Linked DNA regions of Mus musculus: region 2 is linked to region 1. Evidence: chromatin loops called from intact Hi-C (ENCODE). Cell type or tissue: left cerebral cortex. All regions are shown on one strand.

Region 1 (8,000 bases):
AGAAGTATTACAGAGAACACTCACGGGGAAGAGAAAGGCTCCATTAGTGGTGGCTGGGGGCTGGGGATGCTTAATATCCAAGAAGGCCTCCCTGCATCTATAAAGACACGGTGAGATGAAAGTGTGATACTATGTTGCATGAATAGGGCTAGGTGTGAATACTCACATGCACACACACACACACACACACACACACACACACACACAGCCTTCTCTAGAGGCACCGGGAGACATTTACAGCTGTCATAGAAAGGGAAATATACACGTTCCCCTATCTTATGTGTAGTTGCTCTGAAGGGACACTGGTATCTGGAGCCCCAATAGTGCCACTACAATCTGCTAGCCAGCCAAGTGCAAGTGCCTCAGGCAGACAGGCATAGAACCTCTTACAGGCCCTGGAAGAAAACCACAGGGCTGGCCTCGATAGCACTGGTGCAAGGCCATGCTTTCTGCCTATTATTACTGTCTACTTGAAAAACAACTCTTGGCTTATGATGGGGCCCTGATAAGAGAACAAATGTCTGACCACAAAACAACAAGTAACCGTGTCCCCCCCAACAAATGACTGTTATCTGATCCGTGGAGCACAAAGCTAGATGCACACAGCAGCATTCCACTGGCAAATTAGATTGGTGCACATGACATAAGTCACGCCAGCTCAGAGCCCGTGAAAGCACCACAGGCTGGTGGCAGAGATGCCACACCACAACTGCAGCTCCCTCAGCCTACCCCCACAGATTCATGGAGAGCACTGCAGCTATGGGGAGGGACCAACGTCTTAACTAGGGTGTTACTGCTGTGAACAGACACCATGACCAAGGCAACTCTTAGAAGGACAACATTTAATTGGGGCTGGCTTACAGGTTCAGAGATTCAGTCCATTATCATCAAGGTGGGAGCATGGCAGCATCCAGGCAGGCATGGTGCAGGAGGAACTGAGAGTTCTACATCTTCATCTGAAGGCTGCTAGTAGAATACTGACTTCCAGGCAGCTAAAATGAGGAACTTAAACCCACGGCCACAGTGACACGCCTATCCCAACAGGGCCACACCTCCTAAAAGTGCTGAGCCAAGCATATACAAACCATCTCAGACAAGGACGGGACTAGTTTCTAAGGAAGCCTGCATAACACTGCTCAGAAGTGAAGGGACCAATTACAGCCCCACTCATAATGCCCCTGAACTTAAACAGGAAAACTCTTCCCATAGACAGAACTGCAGGAAGAAGATCTTCATATGAAGCAAGGAGAAAGGCAAGATGTGGAGAAGCATCAACAGGAATGCATGAGCAGTGGCTGCAGGGTCCTCACCAGGGGCTTGGAAAGGATAAGATAAGAAGATTGTTTTGTTGGGGGGACTCGGTTACTTGTTGTTTTGTGGTCAGACATTTGTTCTCTTACCAACAAGAAGGTTGGTAGACGGAACCCTGAGGACATGTACTTGAAGCGAGGACACTCATGTCCCTATGAACACAGGCGTGCCAGAAGACATCCACTGTGGAACAGGCACTCCCACATCAGCTGGGGAATGCTCTGTTCAGTCAGAGGCAATGGCTGCTGGCTGGGCTGTGTTGCTCAGTGGGCTGTGGCTGAGAAACAGGGATGCTAAGACTTTGAACTGCCCTGCAGATGAGGCTGCAGTGACAGAAACTTTCCCTCATAGGGTGATCTCTTTACCATGAAGGGTGCTCTCCTGACCATGAACACTACTACCCAAACTGCTTAGACTGGAGGATAACGCCGTGCCCCAAGTGAGGTGCAGAGCAAGGTGGGTTCACATGGACATCTTCCAATCCAGCAAGGTGGGATCCATATGGGAGAGCCATCCCTGCCTGCCTGTAGGCTTGAGGACAGAGCACACTGTCAGAATGTTTACAGGTCTCCCCTTGTGCCTCTCAGCGCCTCGCCTTGCAGCACTGCACAGCTCCATCCAGGAGGTAAAAAGAAAACACCTCCAGGATCATAACACAACGAAGAGAAGCTGAGAGAAGATCAGCCTAATGCCACTCGAGACATGCGTGCTTAGCTCCTGAACAAAACACTGCTAAACCAAATCCAGAAATAAGCAGAAAAGGGAATTTGCCAGGCCAATTGAGGGTTCTCTCTGAAATTCAAGGTTGCTTTAATATTTAGAAATCAATAATTTATGAAAATTGATAGTCTAAAAGAGAGAAATCTGTAGGTATCAAAATAGATGCTAAGTGGAGAAAATCTGAAATATAGTCTTGATAAAAAAAACTGCTGATAAATTGACAATGGGGATCTACAGTGTACAGTGCACAGCGAATGTCTCCGATGAATTGGGGTTGACACCAACCTCTTGTAGGTATGAACCAGGTCTCAGAAGCCTTGGCCGTGCTGTTACCCAGCTGTGTGTGGAGTGTGTGTGTGGGGGGGGGGGGCAGGGATGGGAGAGCCAAACACAAGAGTTTCAGAGTTTGCCAGTGAAGAACTAAGTCTGCCATTATTTACAGATGATGTGGTTTCCAACATGAGATGCTCAGAAGGATCTATCCATAAATCAGGGAAACTGCTAAGAGTTTAAGGGTATAATCAATATACAAAAAATAATAATTCCACTCATCTGCACCATCAACAAACAGAAAATGAAATGTATCAAATGAAGCTTCTTGGAGTAGCCATGAAAACAAAGGTATGTCTCAAGACTCGAGCCAAGCCCCATGAGGCAGACCTGATCAAGCTGTTGTCAACTGACCACAGAGCAAACTGACAGTGCAGGAATATGCCGAGCTCAGCTGCCCTCTTAGAACCCTGCAGAGCACCTTGGAGAGAGAGCCCCATAAGACCACAGGGCTGACTGAGGACTCGGCTCTCAGCCTCCAGCCAGTACCACGGCCAAATACGTGGCAGATTGCTATCCCAGAAAAGACCGAAATTCCAAATCTGAAGTGAAGTTTTAGACCTTAAGTTGAAATTTCATAAGTGTACCATCTTGCACTGAAAGTACATGCACATTAAGCACAAGGGACCAAATCTAGCCAAGATCACAAGACACCTGTCTGTGAAAAGTATAAATACAGAAGGTAAGGATTAAGGCAATGAGATGCATTGCTATTATAAAGACGTCATTTCTTCTAAATTGACTTAAAGATTCAATTCTGTGCCCATCAAAACTCCAGTGGGATTTTTAAGGAACTTGCCAAACTTTGGTGCAGGAGAGTGGAGGGGTGGACAGTCCCTGCTGCTGAAGGAAAGCCCACCAAGAGCGGTTATAAACATAGTGTAATGGAAACTGTTTGCTGTACAGCTGACTTCACATACCTGATGGCTCCAAATAGAGCCCAGGAGCACACTGTATGCATGTGAACCATGCTTTAGAAAACGGGTGGCCCTGCAGGTCACTGGGGGAACGGACAGACTTTTCAATTAATGATTTCTATGGAGAAAAACTGGATGCCTAATTCAATTACACACCACCATCAACTGTGTATTGTTTTATTTGTGAAAAGCAAACTAGTTTTAAAACTTGGGCCCATATAGTGTTACGCGCATGCTCTCAGGACAAGGAAGAAATGTCCCAAATCAGAGAAGACACAAATGCCGGGATCATACAGACTAACACTCCGCCTCATTAAAACTCTGAGCTAGTGTTCTGCAAGGCCTCCATCTGCAGCGTAAAGAGCACAGGGAGCTGCAACCACACAGGAGATGGCGGGCTCAGCCGCCCACCCGGACACAGACTCCTACAGACCAATTAGGAAACACACAAACAAGCAAGCAGAAAAGTGGCCAAGAGATACATGCAGATGCTTCACACAGGGAAGCCCCGGTGAGTCAGCGTGTGGAAGGTTTCCACACTTGCAAACACACTCGGCTCCATTCAAAAAAAAAAAAAAAAAACAGTGTAGAACAAGCAGGAGACCATCTCACCCGTTACCTCAGCAGCTTTTCAAATGTGACAAGATCAGGGCTGGGGGGAAACTTATAGAGACTAGGTCTTTAGAAAACAATCTGGCATGGTTAGGCGTTTTCAAGGAGCCCATATCTAACTTACAAATAACTGGCTTGGGAATTTCTTGTCCATGACATCTAGCAGTCTTGGACAAGTTATATGAGTTCGTACAAGCCCTGCGTGCAATTAAAAACAAAACAAAACAACCAACAAACGTGACACACAGTGCCAATGACAGAGTGCATCTACAGGGAAACACAATGCAGCAGTGAAGGGTGATTGCCACATACAGAGGTGTAAGGCTGAGGGTCCACCACCAGGTGATAAGGAAAAGCTATAACTGGGACGGAAGGCAGGACAATGAGCAGAACGGAAGGCCTGGCCAGAATAGCTTTCTTATTTTATTTTTGCCATGGGCTGAAGTTGCCAAAATCAGAACATGGAAATCAGAGCCATCTGTTGACAGGGTAAGTTAGAGAGCTGGACAGAAACGCAGAAAAATGTGTTTTGAAATCTGCATCAAATCACAGAGACAGAAATAAAAGCCTGCCTTGTTCTAGCGGGGAGGAATAGTGTCACTTTGCCATCGTTTATGTAATAGTAAGAGTGCCATCGTCATCCACGGGAACAGCCCTAAGGTGTGTTAGTTTAGTCGTGGTCACTGCACAAACTGAGGTAATCGGGAAGAACCGTTAAACTCACTGCCAGGGCAGGTTCCAGACTCACTTCAAGATTCTTCAATCTTGACCAATCCATCCCTGAGGTGCTGAGGAGATGCTTCAGTGGGGAAATGCTTGGCATGTAAGCTTGAGGACATGAGTTCGGATCCCATACCCACATAAAAGCCTGCTGTCACCACATATGTCTGTCACCACAGGGGCTCGCTGGCCAGCCAGACTAACCACAATGACAAGCTCCAAGTTAAATGAGAGACCTTATTTCATTTAAAAAAAAAATAGCAAAGCTAGAGGAATCTAGCGAGTATAGGACTCAGACTCCTCATGCACACGCACAGGCGAGTACATATGAGCATGCGAGTGCCCCACCTCGGCCACGCCATCCGGAGAATGGGTGAAGTGGACTAAGCTATAAGCACTCTGAGAGGAAGTGGCCGGCCAAGCTGTTGTCTGCAACCTCTCACAGACACCAAGATGGATGATGTAACTCAAGCCATGAAAATATAGCAGGGTGAAGACATCCTATGAGCTTGGGGAACCAGTCTTAGAGTGTGTGTTTAGTGTTGTGTATATGTGTAGTGTGCGCATGTTGGGCTCATTCCCTTGTGTGTGGACGACTGGGGTTGACATCTGGTGTCTTTCCTCAATCTCTCACCACCTTTACTTTTATATTTTTATATGATTTTTAATACTTAGAACAACACATGCCCTTGAGCACCCTGGCATGTGTGTGGAGCTCAGAGGACAACTTGTGCAAGACCACTCTCTTCTTCCATGTGTGGACTCCAGGAGCAAACCCCAGCCTGTCAGGCTTGGCAGCAAGCACCATCATCAGGCTGGACTGGCCGGCCAATGAGCTTTAGGGGTCCCTGTCTCTGTCTCCTTTCCCTAAAGCTATGATTATAAGAATACATGCATCATACCATTTTTTTCTATCAAATAATTTAATTTTATGATTTTAATATAATTATATTTCTGCCTTCCCCTTTCTCCCTCCAGTCACTGCCATGTACCACTTCCCCTGCCTTGTTCCCTTCCAAATGCATGGCCTCTTTTCTTTAATTGTACACACACACACACACACACACACACACACACACACACACTTACTTCTAAATACATACATACAACCCGATCAGTCTGTATAATGTTACTCGTATGCATGTTTCCAGGGTTGACCACGTGGCGTTGAATAACTAATTAGGGACTCGTCCCTGAGGAAGACCACTCCCCTGCACTCCTTGCTTGCCTGTGGTTCTCTGTCTAGGGCTGAGGCTCCCTGAGTGCTCTCCTTTCCACATTAGCATGCCTCTTGGTATTGTCTACATTCAGATCTTGTTTAGGCAGCCATGCTAGTGCGACTTCATGGGTGTAGAATATCTTCTGATCTACTAGAAGGCATCATCTCTCAGCAAACATCCTGCTTCTCTGGCTTGTACGGTCTTGCTGATCCTTCTTCTGTTATGACTCCTGAGCCTAAGGTGCAGGAGTTGAGTTGCAGATATATCAGTAGGACTGGGCTTTACAACTCTGCATTTCAATTGGCTGTGGTTCAGCAATGGTTTCCCTATGTGACAAAGAGACATTTCTTTGATGAAGGGTGAGGACTAATCTGTAAATATGAAGGCAAATATTTCTAATTTAGATAAGGACTATGCTCTTTTATTAAAATGACAGTTGTAGGCTCTCCTCCAAGATCCATGACCTCAGTACCCTTGAGTAGTTGGCTAGGTTTCCAGAGCCAGGCACAGTTTCCTTCTTGATGAGAGGGCCTTACACCCAATGAGAAAACTGTTGGTTCCTGTCACAGGATGCAGGTCACTGCTGCACCCTTAGTATCACTGTGCCATGCCGGTTGTTGATGCGGTCCGTAGGTAACATGGCTGGGTAGCACTGTTGGTTGTCTCCCTCCTTGCGAGCTGCATGCCACCTTCTGGCCATGAAAACTAGACCTTCAGGAGGAGGCTTGCAGGTCAGATCCAGCTCAAGTCCTCTGGGCCCCATGTGTCTGAAGTGCATGGTGTCTTCAGGAACAGGGACTTACCTTCTACCTCTTGGGGGCAACCAAGGACAACAGAAAAGACTGTAATGTTTTGTGTTTTAGGTTCTCTTGGACAACCCTGACCAACAACTCCAAAGCGGGCTTCTCATGCCTCCTTGGGGACTATATTAGATAGTCTATTTTGTGCCAGGCTTTTTATAGGCCCTGGGGATCTGAACCCAGGTTCAAGTCCTTACACTTGCATAGCCAGCACTCTACTAACTGAGCCACATCTCTAATTTGATGGCTGCTTTTCACCCTGTGAAACACAAACTCACAAAACTATGAAGGAAAGAATCCTTAAACTTCTCTGAACACATCACTGAGAAAGCTGAAAGACAAGTCACAGCCTAGAAGTGATTTGCAACACAAATTATATGTGCATATATATGTAACTCTACAAAATCAATTCAAATGAACAACAAACAATACACAAGACAAATGGGTTAATTATATAAATAGGCAAGCCACAGAGGAGGAAATAAAAACATCCAATCAATATGTGGAGATATTCCAATTATACCAGCTATGTAATGCAACTTTCATACAAGTGATAAAAATATAAGGCTTGACAATATCAAGTGTTGGTGAGGGCATGAAGAGATGGGTGCTCTCCTGTGCTGCAAGCTCAAGCCGGCACTGGTGTTAGAGGAGCTCATTGGGAGCAAAGACGAGCATGAAAATGGGCACTCAGTACAGCTGAGGGAAGCCATCTCTAACAGTCCGGCCTGAAGAACACACATGTATGTGAACAAGGCTATTCACCAAAGCTATGAGTAAAATATATCCAACACCAACATGCCAACCAGCAGGGTATGAATAAGCTATATACTCAGATATTACAGGAGATTAGGAAAAATCTCTGCCTAGTGACAAAAACTCAAGTGGTTGTGTATGTGTGTGTGTGTGTGTGTGTGTGTGTGTGTGTGTGTACTGAACTCTGGTCTTAGAAAAGCAAGTGCTTTTAACACTGAGCAATCTTTCTAACCACCGCCCCCCACCCCACCCCACCACACAGTAGTATTCTTAAACTTCACATAGTTTCAGGAAAAATATAGAATAATGTTCCAAAGCAAAATAAAGTTAGCTGTATATAATTCAAAGTACATAATGTACAAACACACAGAGAAAGGTCTAGAAAATACCCACCAAATTACTAACTGTTAATCCTGTGGGGAGGACGGTGTTGCGAAAGAGACAGTCAGGATGTGGAATGCTTTTATTTCCAGTGTTCCAAGGGTTTCAATGAATGAATACACTCATTAACTCATGTAATTATAAAGCAAGTATAATTTATATAAATTATATAGCAAATTTTAAAATTCTGTAACAGAGGTATGGGGAAGTCACACGAGACCATACTGAAATGA
Region 2 (8,000 bases), 110 kb after region 1:
GGCCAACCAGACTGGCAGCTGGCCAAAGGAACAGAGGCAAACAGAATAAAATATTCAGGGCCACGTGAAGCCCTGTGCTGTGGTTCAGAACTCCCACATTAGAAGGGGCCTAGCGTCACCATCTTCCTGTCTAACACACCTGCACCCTTAGAGTATTTTAGCTCCTGAACAGCCAGCAGCAATGTATAACACAATTACCAAATGCGAGCAGCAGAGAAAGTAATTGGATCATCCTATTTCGCCCAACCCTGCTCAGGCCACATCCTGAATACTAAGCTCAAGTTCAGTGACATATTCTAGAGCTAGAGGAGGACTGAGGTGAGGCCTTTGGACCTTGACCAGGAGATCAAGGACAGGTGATGAAAGACTCTGGAACAGTCATATTTAGGAAAGAAAATCTGGGATTTATGGTGGTCTGGGTTGTTGTTGTTGTTGTTGTTGTTGTTGTTGTTGTTGTTGTTCTTCTTCTTCTTCTTCTTCTTCTTCTTCTTCCTTCTTCTTCTTCTTCTTCTTCTTCTTCTTCTTCCTTCTTCTTCTTCTTCTTCTTCTTCTTCTTCTTCTTCTTCTTCTTCTTCTTCTTCTCCTCCTCCTCCTCCTCCTCCTCCTCCTCCTCCTCCTCCTCCCCCCCTCCTCCTCCCCTTTTTCTTCTTTGAGCAATGTCTGGGATGAGGAGAGACATTTTTGTTCAATGTAACAGACATGCCAAGCAGTTTGCTTGCATTTTACAACCAAGCTGCTTCCCTTGCACCTACATGCCCGCTGAGGAGAAACCCAAATTGCTTTGTGAACTGCTGCCAACTTGGTGAGCCCAAAGTTGGGGGCCTTTCTTGATCAAAAGTGCCAAGACAAACGAAAGAGAGACCAGCTGGCTGTGGTGCTTACCTGTAATCGTGACACTGGGGAAATAAAGGCAGAAAATCGGGAGTTTGAGGCCAGCATTGACTTTGTATCCAGTATGAGACCCTGTATGGAGATAGATAGATAGATAGATAGATAGATAGATAGATAGATAGATAGATGGTAGATAGGTAGATAATAGATAGATAGATAGATGATAGATAGATAGATGATAGATAGATAGATAGATAGATAGATAGATAGATAGATAGATAGATGGATAGATAACCAAACTCATTCAAGGAAGGCCTACATTTTCCTAAAATGAGAAAATTCTAATTATTTACTTGACCAGCAAAATTCAAAATAATATCCCTTTAACTGGGTTTTTGCTTGTCTTGTTTTCTGATTTTTTTTTTGAGACAGAGACTCACTATGAATTCCAAGGCAATATCAAATTTGTGATTCTCCTGCCTCAGCCTCCAAAGTGTTGAGGATTATAAGCATGTACCACCACCAAGCCCAGTTAATACCATCCCTTTGATTGGCAACTTTTAGTGCTTTTACGGGGTGACTTGCTCTATGAAGCTGTCAGCACCTCTAGGGTTTCAGGAATAGACTTATGGACTGAAGGCAGGTAAGTGACTGTCTGAGTTAATGTTCGCTTCTGCAGGCTTGGAAACCAGTGAGCTGAAAAATGGCCAGCGTTCCAATGATAAACGGGGATTTGATGACACAAGGAAAAATGACAAAAAGATTAAGGTGGCTGTGATCACAGAGTCTTCTGGGCTACACGTGTGTGTGTTGATCAAACAAGAGTGACGAGAACCTCAGGCACGGATAGGGAGGGGAAAAAGAGGAGACCGACAGGGAGTGTGTTATGGGTATGAGCAATGTTACAGCCCCAGTGACCACAGAGCAAAAGATGGAGGGTTTTCAAACACATGATAAATACGACCAACTTTCAGAGCCCAGATCAATAAAAACAAATCTGAACTGGGCCGAAGGGAAGAGGAGGAGGAGCATGAAGGTCCCATAACGTCCTAGTGATTTATTTGAAGGAGAACCGTGACGTGCCCTGAATAGGAAATGGGAAGGAGGAAAAAGACTGGCTTCTGTAGAAATCTGTCTGACTGTCCCTTTCTTGCCCTTTACTTTCATCTCCCTCAGCCGCTCCCCGCACCCTTCTGACGGGGTTCACAAAACGCTTGTGGAGTCAGGGAGGTATTTGTAATGCTTCATTTCCACTCGGACTTGCCCGCAGCACGGTGTGTCCGTAGACAATTGCTATGGCTCTAGGAAACCGGAAGGATAACGGGGCAATCAGCCAGAGATGCATCAGCCTTTCTCCCATCATTTCTGTTGTTGCCCTAAAGCACAGGATTGCTGGGTCAGAAGTCAGCTTGACAGCCCAGTGGGGCTGTCAGGGACCTCTCTCTAGTAGGGCCGGTGATATCTTGGCATTTTGATGCTGTTGTTTCGAGGTTTGCATGGTGTTGTTTTAATAAAACAACAGGAGAATTTTTAAAACATACATTCTAAATATAGCCATGGTAAGTGACTAGTGTTTAAAAGAGAGCGTGAACTTGAAAACCCTTGAATGTGTTGCAGGGGGTGGGCGGGAGAGAGGGGGAGGGGAGAAGGCGGAGGGAGGAGGAAGTGGGGGGGCTGCAGTTTGTGTGAAGTGACACACGGTTCCCATTTCTAAAATTGCCTTTGAGCCCACGATTGCCCACTCTGAGGTCAGCCAGTTTATTGCAGTCATTGCCTCTTTGACCAAGAAGTAATGGGCTTGAATTTCCATGGTATGTGGGAATTGCTGCTGTCAATTTCTTAGCTGACAGCCAGCCACCCAGGAAGGTTCAGTAGGCCTAAGCTAGTTAGCAATTATCCTGACCTGGTGGGAGGAAGGCCCATGATTTTGCTAGTACCAATGGAGGCCAAGAAACCAAGCAGAGCAAGCACATAGCCTTAGGAAACATCAGACACTCACTCTCATATCTTGCTTCTTTCTCCCATGTCCAGTCACCAATAACAGCAATAAATGCTGAGCTCTAGAGGTAGCCCAATGGTAGAGAGCTTGCCTAGCGTGCCTGTGAAGCAGTAGGTTCGATTCCCAGTTCTGCTCCACCCCCAAAATTACAATGAGTGCCCACTGGTAAAACCCTTGCCACATCCTAGATCACAAGCACGCAAGGGCCGCTTGGTCTTGGCGGGTTCTTGTCTCTAGGCGTTGGTGAAACTTGGGTGGTATGTTCCCTCCCCCAGCTGCCCCCCAGCTTCCTGTTCTAAGCCAGCCACACCATGATCTCGCCCTGGGTGTTTGGGCAGAGTGTAGAAGCCAAATCAGTTTCCTCCTTTCTCCTTGGCAAGTCAACCTTCTCCTCCTACCTAGTGAGTGGTCTCCATCCCACGCCACGGCTATATCTTTGGCTAACACCACAGCCAAGGCTCATGGCCAGGAGAAAGAAGTTAGCACCTGCCCAGGGGAAGTGAGGGGAGATGGAGGCTTCAAACGAGAAAAAAGGAGCATATGCTTGGTGGATTTACACTTTTAAAAGCAGTTTTGACATTTGTTTTTCTCTACAAGAAATGTTGGTAGAATACTCCGATGCCAAAACGCTTTGGGGAAAAGACACTATGAAGGCAAATGCCAGAGCTGAACGGGGCTTTCTGCACTCGCTTTCCCTGGGAGGTGGCAAGTGAGGACGTCATCTGAATTCTCAGAGGGGAAACTGAGGCATAGAGAACTAAGAGTCCTCAGCTGCCCAAGTAAGCAACAGGGGTTTAAAGGCAGGTTTGCCCCGCCCCTCCCCTCCCCGACCTCACCCCACCCCTCCTCTGTGAGCTTCCCTTCTTCTGAGGCAGCCTCGCCTGACAGTTTGACAGGTTAAAAAAAAAAAAAAGGGGGTGGGGTGGGGGTGGGAGTTGTCTGAGTTTAATAGAACATGTGTGTTAGGGTTAAGGGAAAAAAAAGCAAAAGGGTATTTTTCTTCGATAAAGTTTGGGGGTGAATGACACAATATGTTATAAGCACAAAAAAAAAAAATAGTTGATTATATAAGCCAGGCAGAGGGGATTACAGAGAGGGCGTGTGATGAGAGCTGGGGATGAAACTGAGGTATAGGCAGAGGGGAGGGGGCCTGCCTGAGGACAGCGTCCTCACACCTCTCTTCCTTTCCACTTCCTCTCTTCCCACTCCTTCCTACAAAACCAAAAAAAAAAAAAAAAAAAAAAAAAAATCTTGCGAAGGAAAAAGAGGGAATTAAAAGAAAGAGAGAAATAATGCAGGAGCCCTTAGAGGAATGCAGTCGCCATAATCACGGTGACAGGACCTGCTTAAGGGCTCCCCACCCCCACCCCCACTCCACCACGTGTACGTTTGTCTGTGTGTCTGAAAAACATCCTGCTTATATGCTTCCCACAACCTGAACACCAAGTGCCTTCCAACCCACAGAGAAGCTTCCCACTTGGAAATCAGGAAAGCAGAAGAGACAGATCCCGGGGTTGGCAGAAATCTCCAGGAGGGGCCTGGTAGGTAATAGGGCCTCGCGCAATGTAGTGGTAAAGCCTGGAATGACCTGCCCCACCCCCACCCACCCCGCAGGCACGTCACGGTGATGACGGACAGAGCCTCAGGCTTCTCCAGATGAGGAGGAGAAAGTATGATCCTCCCTGCCTGCCCGCTCAGCCACCTTGCTGCCAAACCAGCTGCCCCTTTGTCTCCTGTCATTAGAGACAGCTCTGTTGGTGGCTTCCCGCAGAAGAGAAGCAGCAAGAAGATGAACTGTTATTTGGGGAACACACCTGCGCACAGGACAGAAATGGATGGGAGTAGGGGGTGGGGCCCCGGAGGCTTCTAATCAAAAGCCACTTCCTCTGGGTCTCCAAGCCCAGTCCTGACGGGGGATTTGTGCTCCCCTGGGGCATAGGAGTGAGAAAATAAAGAGGGCAGGAGAAAAATAAGAAATGCCCTGTACGCCCATGGTCACTTTGGAGGGGATGGAGATCTCCGCGTCCTGGATAGAAGTGATTTGGGTGGGATGTGCTTCGCTAGTCTTGCTTTCTTCCGTGGCAGCGGAATCAGAGCTGTGCATCTATTTTCTGGAGGGAGATCACTTGTCTCCACTGAGAAGGCTGTTTATTCTCCTAAAAGATCCTAAACCAAAAAAGGAAGTGATGGAGTCTCTCATTTAAGTGGACCAATATCTAGAGGAATCCCTGGCTACAGATCAATGAAGAGAGTCCTGAGAGCCACCCCTGGATGCAGGGCCACCTGCAGCAGTGATCTGGGGCAAAAGCAGAATAGCAAGGGTCCATCCGTGCATGAACTGGTTAGAGCTGCCCGGTTCTACACTCTCTGGCCTTAGATTCAAATCTTTGAAGAAACAGAGGTGGATTCTTGCTAGGAAGGAATTCGCAGGTCACTGCTTTAAAGGCTCAGAGGATCCGTTAGCGACAATTCAGGACGACACAGTAAGGGGATGTGTCTGACTTCTTAGACATTTGGCAGGCAGGTTAACATTTCAGTTCTTCAAGAGCCCAACGTGTAGAGAAGCCAAGCCTCCTGCGTCCCACATAAATTGGTTTGCGCCTCTGGTAGAACATTTAAACAGAAGCTGACAGGGAGCTGAAGGGTCATTGTCCATCCAGTGATTACAGATTTTTCAGGCGCCATTTACCTATGCCTTTTTGTCCTCCCCTGCTAAGCTAAATGCCCACTAAGGCAGAATGATCCCAGCCATGGCTACAGCAGTCAGGGCAAGGAAATGCACACACTAGGAACTTGAGAGATGGCTTAGTGGAGAAGGTGCTTGCAGAGAGGACCAGAGTTTGAATCCCTGAACCCACTTAAAAGCCAGTCAGGCATCGTTGCTGCCTGTGTTCCTAGGAAGTAAGAGAGAGGTGCTCCACTGAGGCAGGCTTGTGGGCCCACAAGACCAAGACTGGCCAGAATTGCTAAGCTCTGGGTTCAGCAGGAGACTCTGCCTCAATCCCTAGAGAGTGACTGAGAAAGACACCCAAGTTTGCTTTTTAAACATCCACAGGCATGTACACAAATGTGCCTAAATATCTATGAATGCACACACATATATGAACCACACAGACATGGAAGAAAGAGAACAGAAAAGAAAGGAAGGAAGGAAATGACACAATACAGATTTTAATACAAGATCATTAATATATAGTCAGAAGCTCAACAAAAGTCAGGCACACTAGCCTGCACCAGGAATCCCAGCAGTCTGGAGGCTGCAGCAGGAGGATTTTGCAAATATGAAGCCAGCTAGGGCTACAAAGTAAGATGTTGTTTCTGAAGGGCAGGAGAAGAAGAGGGGGAAAAAAAAAGACAGAGCCCTGAAATGAAAGGAACTATCTTTCCATGGCATTCAGAAGGAATTTAAACCCAGAAATGTGTGGGAGAAGATGGTGTCTAATTCTCTTCCATCCAAGCAAGGCTGCATTTCATAGATGCTAGGCTCTGAGACAGTTTATAAGCCTCACAACTCACAAGGGACAATGGGGACAGTCACCAAACCTGCCTAGATAAAGATTATAAGGCCTCAGAGGGAAAGAAAGAAAAAAAAATTACAAAGTACAAGCTGCAGTTTAGGGTGCACCATTGCCCTCTGTTGGATTAAATAAGGCAGGCTCCTTCGAGCGGGTGTGTGCTTCAGTGTCTCCAGCTGAGTTTGCTGGTTAGTCCTGGCACCTTAGAGTAGGAAATTAACTGTTCCTTGTAAACTTAGATACCCAGGTCCCTTCCTCTGATGGACTCAAATGTAACTCTGGTGGTAGGTTATTAATTATGCTTTTATGAATGTAACAAACACTTATGAAATATTAACTAAGCATTGCCTGGGGATTATATAGACTCTAACACACATGCCTACTACATATATGTTGCTTAGGGTCTACACACGAAGGACCTGTGGTTGTTGCAGTTTGTGGATGAGACAACACAATACCCAGGAAGCAAGCAGCCTCTTGCAGATTCCAATTCATGTCTATGGATTCCTAATCCTCACTTCATTAGCTTATAGTCTCTCCCTTTAAGAAGTCTACTGCTAGCCAGGCAGTGGTGGCGCACGCCTTTAATCCCAGCACTTGGGAGGCAGAGGCAGGCGGGATTTCTGAGTTCGAGGCCAGTCTGGTCTACAGAGTGAGTTCCAGGACAGCCAGGGCTACACAGAAACCCTGTCTCATAAAAACAAACAAACAAACAGAAAATAATAAAAAAAAAGAATAAATTAAAGAAGTCTACTGCTAAGCCTATTGTGGTAGCACATGCCTAGAAGCTCAGCAGAGCAGGAGAAGCAGGAGTTTAAGCCATCCTTGTCTACCTAGCCAGCTTGAGACCAGCCTGGGATACGCAAGACCTTATCTCAAGCACAAGAAGAAATGAATGCCAGTGTTCATGAATAAACTTTGACTGGAACACAACGGTACCCATTCATCTGTCATCTGTGGCTGACCTAGAGGCTACAACATTACATAACAGAGACCATACCACTCAGAGCCAAAGGTATTTACTATAGGCCCTTTCCAGAAAAAGCCTCCTGACCCCTGGTCTACACGCCAAGGTAGAACCTTCTGTCTCTAACAGCAGTTTTGTAAAGCACTTTCAGAGCTGAGCAAGATGGCCAGGTAATGTTTACTTGGCCCCCAGGGTGGGGAAGCTAGAGGTGACACACAGGTGTGTTCTTTTTAAGATTGAATGCGTACAAGCTCCGACTTTAAAATGGATCAATTAAAAGATAGTTATTTGCATAACAAAGTTTCCTTTCCATTTCGAAAGGGTTTCACCCGCAGGGCTCCTTTGTAGAGAGAGTCTCTATAATACATGCTAATACGATTCCATTTACAAATACTCTATTCAGAACAACTTTCCAAGAACCTTCCTATTGTGTACAGTGGGGCCTAGCTGTAATCACCTCCCTCCTCCCCAGGCAGCACTAAGGTGTCCTACTTCTAAACAGTAATTGAGCTGGCTTTCCGCTGGCTCCAAGAGGGGCTTCACCTGCTTGCACGGAGTCTTTTTTGTGTAATCCCAGCCTTTAGAGTGCTGAGGCAGGAGCATTGCTTCAGTCTAGGTGTTCCTGGCCAGTCTGATCAACATAGCAATGCTTCAGGTGACTTTCTCTCTGCATAATAATGACAATAAG

Evidence for each region. Hi-C counts contacts between places; a loop is a spot of excess contacts. Peaks named below come from ENCODE experiments on the same cell type or tissue, not always from the same donor. Only the 100,000 strongest peaks of a DNase experiment are listed, where the experiment ranks them.
Region 2: a loop joins it to region 1, with 4 times the contacts of the local background. A loop is called at or near these places in 4 of 42 quality-filtered maps.

The regions. Positions count from the first base shown.
Region 1 is chr15:80,496,894-80,504,893 of GRCm38, forward strand. All of the region lies in intron 4 of Enthd1 (ENTH domain containing 1), which reads right to left. Among named protein-coding and RNA genes, the nearest start is that of Gm23220, 43 kb to the left of the region's middle. In left cerebral cortex, a CTCF peak has its summit at 4,229; DNase peaks (open chromatin) are centred at 3,728 and 4,396; H3K27ac peaks cover 545 bases.
Region 2 is chr15:80,611,577-80,619,576 of GRCm38, forward strand. All of the region lies in intron 1 of Grap2 (GRB2-related adaptor protein 2), which reads left to right. Among named protein-coding and RNA genes, the nearest start is that of Mir6957, 30 kb to the right of the region's middle. In left cerebral cortex, a CTCF peak has its summit at 6,472 (motif pointing left); DNase peaks (open chromatin) are centred at 3,305, 4,323, 4,587 and 6,448; H3K27ac peaks cover 1,126 bases.